3 separate regions of the Homo sapiens genome follow, and all the other regions are linked to region 3. A link is a loop called in an ENCODE intact Hi-C map of the cell type or tissue named here. Cell type or tissue: PC-3. All regions are shown on one strand.

What was found. Peaks named below come from ENCODE experiments on the same cell type or tissue, not always from the same donor. Only the 100,000 strongest peaks of a DNase experiment are listed, where the experiment ranks them.
Region 1: a loop joins it to region 3, with 2.3 times the contacts of the local background. A loop is called at or near these places in 2 of 110 quality-filtered maps.
Region 2: it touches region 3 in a loop (7-fold over the local background); 4 of 110 quality-filtered maps call a loop at or near these places.

Annotation. Positions count from the first base shown.
Region 1 is chr12:88,657,095-88,659,594 of GRCh38, reverse strand. No RefSeq gene overlaps it. Among named protein-coding and RNA genes, the nearest start is that of KITLG, 78 kb to the right of the region's middle. In PC-3, no CTCF peak of the experiment used is centred here; a DNase peak (open chromatin) is centred at 1,384; H3K27ac peaks cover 1,515 bases.
Region 2 is chr12:88,400,060-88,402,559 of GRCh38, reverse strand. The region is part of intron 1 of LOC124902978 (a long non-coding RNA gene); the gene reads left to right. Among named protein-coding and RNA genes, the nearest start is that of KITLG, 180 kb to the left of the region's middle. In PC-3, no CTCF peak of the experiment used is centred here; a DNase peak (open chromatin) is centred at 1,199; H3K4me3 peaks cover 685 bases; H3K27ac peaks cover 1,235 bases.
Region 3 is chr12:88,578,320-88,580,819 of GRCh38, reverse strand. KITLG (KIT ligand) reads left to right here and starts at 349. Exons shown (of 10, transcript NM_000899.5): 1 at 349-556. The coding sequence starts at 542. LOC105369885 (a long non-coding RNA gene) reads right to left here and starts at 284. Exons shown (of 4, transcript NR_188177.1): 1 at 210-284. In PC-3, CTCF peaks have their summits at 418, 1,303, 1,511 and 2,363; DNase peaks (open chromatin) are centred at 339 and 2,359; H3K4me3 peaks cover 2,500 bases; H3K27ac peaks cover 1,582 bases.

The DNA.
Region 1 (2,500 bases), 79 kb before region 3:
ACTAAAAATATAAAAATTAGCTGGGCATGGTGGCAGGCGCCTATAATCCCAGCTACTCGGGAGGCTGAGGCAGGAGAATTACTTGAACCCAGGAGGCGGAGGTTGCGGTGAGCCAAGATCACGCCATTATTCTGCAACCTGAGTGACAAGAACAAAACACCCTCTCAAAAACAAAAATACTTTTTATGTTTTATAGAATCTAGTTATTCTTTTATGATATTTATAAAATAATATAATAGAATCCAGCTTTTCTCCTTAAAATTATTTATTGCATTTTATAAGAATATATGTGTTTTGTCCACATCTGTATCTCTTACTCAAATTTACTTGATGTCAGGCCATTACCATTACCAAACTTCAGATTGTAGAACTTAATGTTCTATAGTCTCAGTCATGGTGTTACCCATCTTAATTCTAGTATTTAGTAAGTATTCACTTTTCACTATTCAAACTTCCTTTCATTTATGCTTTATTAATCATAATGGGCCTATTTTAGGGCAACATGCCTCATATCTATTTTTAGAAGGAGGTAGGAAATAAAAAATGAGAAGGGAAAGTGGAATTGGTTAATGTTGGTTATAGTGAAAGTGTGAAACTCTACCATTTATAAGGCTTAGGAATAGATCACCAAGAATGTTGCCATGAATATAAATGCTATTACTAATAAAAGACATTTGTCTTATGTTTTACAAACATAAGTTGTTTCATATACCTTCTCTCATCTAATGCTGACAACAGCATCCAGGTAATTAATGCATAAATTTTGATCCACATTTTACATATGAACCAACTGTAGCTCAGAAATGGCATGACTTTCTAAAGGTTTCACAGTCACTCAATTGGTCAAGCTGTAACTCAGATATAGATCAGCTTTGCCAAGTCCATTGCTCTTTATAGGATACCACTGTGATTCCATCATAAAGGTAACTCTGTGTTCAATTAAAAAAAAAAAAACACTTAACTAAACCAGGAATGGGTTTTTAAACTGCTGTCCATAAGTGTTCCTCCCACATTGGCCTTCCTAAGTGTTGAGATTACAGGCGTGAGCCACCAAGCCCAGCAGAATGGATTTTTAATTGTGATTTATTTTAGGGGAATAAATAACAGGATCTGCTTAACACATTAAATACCAGAAAGAATGAGTTACATGTACCTTTGAGCTTATTCATGCTACATCGAGATGATAAAACAAGCATTTCTGAAATTGATTGATAGTTTTTTTTTTACTTCTATATTTTATCAGATGCAGATATAATATTTTATCTAGTGCTTGGCAAGTGATAATGTATAAAGCAGATCATTGTTTAATTATAATGAAAGCTGAAGTAAACAGCATGAGTGATTTCTAAAAATCTAACCACTGACAACCACACCCTTTGGCAACTCTCCTAGGTCTCACAAGAAGACAATGGAGTAGATTGTGTTAAGCAAAAATTAAAAAAAAAAAAAGCATTAAGCTGTATGCCAAGACAGGGTAAAAGATGGAATCCAGATTTAAACTAATGAATAAAAGAGTCTTAAACTTACATAAGGAATCCTTCTTTTGTTTATTTTTGTTTGTTTTGCTCACATTCAACATTTTACCATGTTTTGTGATTACCATGTGTAAGGAACTATTCTAAACAGAAAAAAAACTTTCAATTAAGTCCAATTTAATATTTTTAAAAGTATAAACTTGGAGTCATATAGATCTAAGTTTTAATCCCACCTGCTAATTGTTACTAGTACATATGAGAATAAGAACAAACTACTTAAACTTTTTGATGACTGGGCATAGTGGTTCACACCTGTAATCCCAGTTGAGGATTGTCTGGTTACCTTTGGGAGGCTGAGGTGGGTGGATTGCTTGAGCCCAGGAGTTCCAGACCAGCCTGGGCAACATGGTAAAACCATGTCTCTACAAATATACAAAAATTAGCTAGGTGTGGTGGCACATGTCTGTGGTCCCAGCTACTCAGAAGGCTGATATGAGAGGATCACTTGGGCCCATTATTAGGTCAAGGCTGCAGTGAGCTGAGATCATGCCACTGCATTCCAGGCTGGGCAACAGAGTGAGACCCTGTCTCAAACAAACAAAAAACAAAAATACCTTTTTAATAGCATTACAAAAAAGCTACTATCAGGATTAAATAAGATACCATATTCATTTATCTATTCATTCATTGGAGCCTACTTTGGATCAGACACTGTTCAAAGCACCTAATATACATTAGCATGCAAAACAAAATCCCTGTCTCCATAGTTTCCATTCTAGTAGGTATGAGATAAGAAAGTGCTATCCTGTGTATCATTTTGTGCAAGCAAGAGATACACAAAAACACTGAATTTTCCAATAGGATGTGTGTGGATTAAGCCTTTAATGATTAAGAATTGAGGTCAGTAGCTACCTCGGAAAGTGTAATAATGATGTCTTGAAAATAAGAGTAGTGGTTGAAAGTGTGTTTAAGATGAGTCCCATTCAGTCAAGTAACTGCTTATTCATTTATATTTACTGAATGTC
Region 2 (2,500 bases), 180 kb after region 3:
GGAGCTCTTTTAGGGCAGGCCTGGTGGTGACAAAATCTCTCAGCATTTGCTACGTGATGAATGCACAAGACTCAGTAGCCGATTTGATCAGGAAGAAAGGGTATCAGTGATGGAAAATCAAATGAATGAAATGAAGCGAGAAGAGAAGTTTAGAGAAAAAAGAATAAAAAGAAACAAGCAAAGCCTCCAAGAAATATGGGACTATGTGAAAAGACCAAATCTACATCTGATTGGTGTACCTGAAAGTGACAGGGAGAATGGAACCAAGTTGGATAACACTCTGCAGGATATTATCCAGGAGAACTTTCCCAATCTAGAAAGGCAGGCCAACATTGAATTTCAGGAAATACAGAGAATACCACAAAGATACTCCTCGAGAAGAGCAACTCCAAGACACATAATTGTCAGATTCACCAAAGTTGAAATGAGGGAAAAAATGTTAAGGGCAGCCAGAGAGAAAGGCTGGGTTACCCACAAAGGGAAGCCCATCAGACTAACAGCTGATCTCTCAGCAGAAACTCTACAAGCCAGAAGAGAGTGGGGGCTAATATTCAACATTCTTAAAGGAAAGAATTTTCAACACAGAATTTCATATCCAGCCAAACTAAGCTTCATAAGTGAAGGAGAAGTAAAATACTTTACAGGAGCTGTGTAATTTTTATGAGAGTATGAAATATTTAGATAGTCATTTTGTGTTTGCCTACTGTTTCTTAGGATTCCACCCCTTATAAACAATCCTTTCTCCAACCTCTTATAAACTCTGGTTATGCTTAAACTTAGAAAGCTGAAGCCCCAATTTCCTTTTTCTCCCTTCCTTCTCTCCAATTCTCTCCTTTTATTCCTTTCAACAAACATTTACTGAGCACTTACAGTTGGACACTTTGTTAAGATTCAATAAATAATCTTGTATTCTTTATAATAGCCTTAGGAGATAAATCATATTATAATTTTTCTCCATTAAACAAAAAAATGCTAAGAGAAATTAAGATTTAGAGATGGCAAGAAATTTGTTCAAGTTCACACAAGTAGGTAGTGGGGGAGTTGAGCTTCATCAAGTTAGCTACAGATTCTGTATTCTAACAAATTAAACAACACTGTCTCTCAGCTGTGTGCAAAGTGCATCAAAGTGTAATAACAAGATCAATGTTTTTATATATATGTAGAAGGTATGAGTCATCTCATAAATCTCAGAAGCCTGTCTCAGACATTTTTGCCAAGCATGCATTTTCACAGCAAGTCAGAGACTGGTTAAGTATTTTAATATGAAAGATAGGAAGTTTACCTTTCCAAAACAGTTCGCTGCAAGGCAGTTTGATTTTATGTAACATGCTTTCATTTTCTATGTTCGATTTGCAAAACATCACTTACTCTTTGATGATTTTTGAGGTCTAGGCAAGAAATGAAATGGTGAAGTTGCAGAGAGCTTAAACGTGTAATTAAGAATATCTTCGAGAGGGCTGAAAGGAAGTCATTTTTGCTGTATGTTTACCAGTTGCATTGCAAGGGTAGATTTTGGTATTGCTTAGCAGAAGACTCTTTTTGTTTTGTCTACATATGCCTATGTTGTCAATATTGTTTGAAAAAGTTTGCCTTAGCACAGAAAAAATGTCATACATTGAAATTTTTATTAAACCAACGTACCAGTAAAATTCAGATGTTAACACAGATTCTCCAGACATGAAATAAACATAAGTATTTTTTATTTCTTATCCATCCACTGATATTACAAATTATACAGGATGAACATATGTATGAAAACATATGTATTCCCTTAGAAAAGGTTAGTAACTTTTGGACTGTTGACAAGATTATGCATGCAGTAACTTGTGGTTACAATTTTAAGTGACATTAAATACTATCTTGTAGAACTTAACCTATATTGCTCAGGAGAAGTGTGATCATTCTAACTCATCCCTGGCAAGAAGGTATTATACGCATAGCTTTATTTCTTTATTTCTTTATTAAGAATATTAGGTGCAAAAGGCATTGTGGTTTTGCCATTAGTTTAACCGCAAAAACTGCACCAACTTAATACCATCTGTTGCACATTTCGAAAGACTTTCTTGAGGCTTTGTCCTGTATTAGAAGCAAGCTCCAGCAACTCCAGTTATATAAATGATGCCACAGTTATATAAGGTTCTTTATTTTTCAACAAAGCACAACATCCTTATACTACAGATGAAATTATTGTGGGAAATTTAAGATTGCACAGAAGATTAAGAAGTAGAACCTCAAAAAGGATTACAGGAAAGTAAATAATTTAGAGTAATACATCTTTCTTCTCACTTTTGTAATTTTACATAGTAGTTGTTGCTTGGGTTTATATTGTTTATTATTAAGGCTAAAATATATATACTTTAATATGGAATTAATGCCACAGATATGGGAGTATATTCATTTATATATATATATATATATGCATGTTAGTAGCTTGTTTCTTAATGAAGTACTAGTAGATATTTTTTGAATTTTGTTTTTTGGTTAGTCATCATTCAAGTTG
Region 3 (2,500 bases):
CGAGGTATTTCGTCTGTCCCCGGGGGTGCCAGGTGAGCCCCAGCGGATCCGGGAGGGTAAGCTGGGACTCCTCGCGAGCAGTAGCTGCAGGGTACCAAGCTTCGCCCTCTGCGTCCCCGCGCCTTCGCGGTCTCCCGCCAGTGCAGGTCCGGGGCCCCCAGGCGAGCGGACAAGGTTGGCCTAATCTGCCAAACTTCTGGGGCATTTACCGTGCTCTGGCCGCCCTCCCGATTCTTCCCTCCGCGCCCTTGCCTGCTTCTCGCCTACCCCGGGCTCCGGAAGGGAAGGAGGCGTGTCCGGAGCAGGCGGGCGGGAACTGTATAAAAGCGCCGGCGGCTCAGCAGCCGGGCTTCGCTCGCCGCCTCGCGCCGAGACTAGAAGCGCTGCGGGAAGCAGGGACAGTGGAGAGGGCGCTGCGCTCGGGCTACCCAATGCGTGGACTATCTGCCGCCGCTGTTCGTGCAATATGCTGGAGCTCCAGAACAGCTAAACGGAGTCGCCACACCACTGTTTGTGCTGGATCGCAGCGCTGCCTTTCCTTATGAAGAAGACACAAGTGAGTAGGGCGCGCCCGGGAGCTCCCAGGCTCTCCAGGAAAAATCGCGCCCGGTGCCCCGGGGAAGCCGGCGCTCCCTGGGACTTGCAGCTGGGGCGTGCAGGGCTGTGCCTGCCGGGTGAGACAAGAGGATGCGGGGGAGGCCGGCGTGGTGTGTGATCCCGAGCCGAGCCGGGTGAGCCAGGGAGAAAAGGAGTGGGAGTGCTGAGAGGGAGCCAGTGTCAAGTTTGGAGCCTCAGCAGTTAAGTTTTGAGCTGTCAGTCGGAAACCGTAATTCCCGTCTGGTGGAAAGATTGGCTTTTGGGCCATGGAATGTTAAGTTATCACGGGAAGGCATGTCTTTGCATAGGAGACGGTTTTCCCGTGGATTCCAGGAGATTATGAAACAGCACCCCACGCGCCACCCTCACTAGCTCTCTCACTCAGATTTATTTGTGTAGCCCCGAGGTGGGCGCCGGGCACCAGGAGCGGCGCGAACGCGGGTGCAGCCGCGGGAGCGAAGCCAACGCGGAACTCCTAAGCGGCAGCTCTCGGCGGGGCGGGAACCTGCCCGCCTGCCCGGGAAACTTGGCTCTCGGCGGTGTCTGCCTAGTTTGCAGCTCTGTGTGGGCTCTAAAGAGCTCTAGTACCTCCACAATGCACGCACCTTTTTCCATTTCAAAAGGGATAAAGGCTTTTTATAAAATAGGCACCTCTGAATGATAGTGATTGAGATAATTCCCAGTGCTGCTAAATTCTGCATTATACATAAAGCACTGTGGGTAAAGCGCTGCCTGGGGGGACAATTAGATTTTTTTTTCCCTTGAAGAAAATACCTGGTTCTTCGTTTAGAAAGGGCCGCCACGGTGCCCCTATCCACAGTTCTCTTCACCATTGTTGATTGTTACCTCCTCTCACTTTCCCCCTTAGAAATTGTTATGTGTTATCTGCCGCGGTTGGCTAAGGGTTGCCCTTTCACCCCCCAGAGGTTCTGTTGGAGATTGCAGTTCCTGAAATGTGTGGAAGGGGTGGAAGTGGTGGGGAAAAAGGAAACCGGGGTGTTTGTACACATCGTTGGTGTAGAATGAAGGCATCAATGTGCTCAAAATGCTTTATCAAATGACCTGCTTAGCATCATATTTTAAACAGATATCTAGGCCTGCAAAAAGTTGCAAGACTCTAGCCCCTTGTACCGGTGTGGTAAAAGGCAGGGGAAAGGGACATTGCCTGGCTAAAAGAGGCTTGCATAGTCTCTAGAGCACTCTCTAAGAGAAAAGACGCGATGTGCCTCTCCCCTCTCTTACAAGCAGGTTAGCTTTCAGGCAAGGCATTGAGCACCGCACCTGGAATCACCACAGCGTGCTGTCGAAATGCAAATGTTAAAGATTCTTGCAACAAAAGAAAAGTTTTATTGTAATCTCTTGATTTAGACAAGCTTTCTGCGAAATTATAAGAAGGGTAGAGACCTATTCCTTCTTATAGTAGCATCTGCTCCCATGGATGGTGGTGAGATCTGGGGGAAGAAGCTGCTACCTTCTAGTTCAGGAAAAGAGCCTAAACCTTCCTATTTAAACAAGAACACAGGAGACAGATAAGGTTAATGTCCAACACTCCAAAGCCAGGGGATGTACTATCAAGTCACTTTGAGAGGCAGTAGGATTGATTATCCTTGCACCCTTGCTTTGCAAAACAAATGTGAGCTCTGTAATCTCCTTTCTCGCTTTGATTAAATGGCTGTGTAAATCGGATTACATGGAATAATTCCATTGAAAACTAGAAAGAGGTCAATCTAGTCTGAAACATTGTGACTGTGGCATTAGTGACTCAGTGCTGCCGACCAGAGAAATTTGAGAAAGCTAAGTATTTTAGATATGTGACCTGTTCGGTCACACATCACACAAGTTAAAGTGCAGGCCCTTTGGGGGAACTTGCTGATGTTAAACGGCTTGTAGGCAAAGGAGGGCA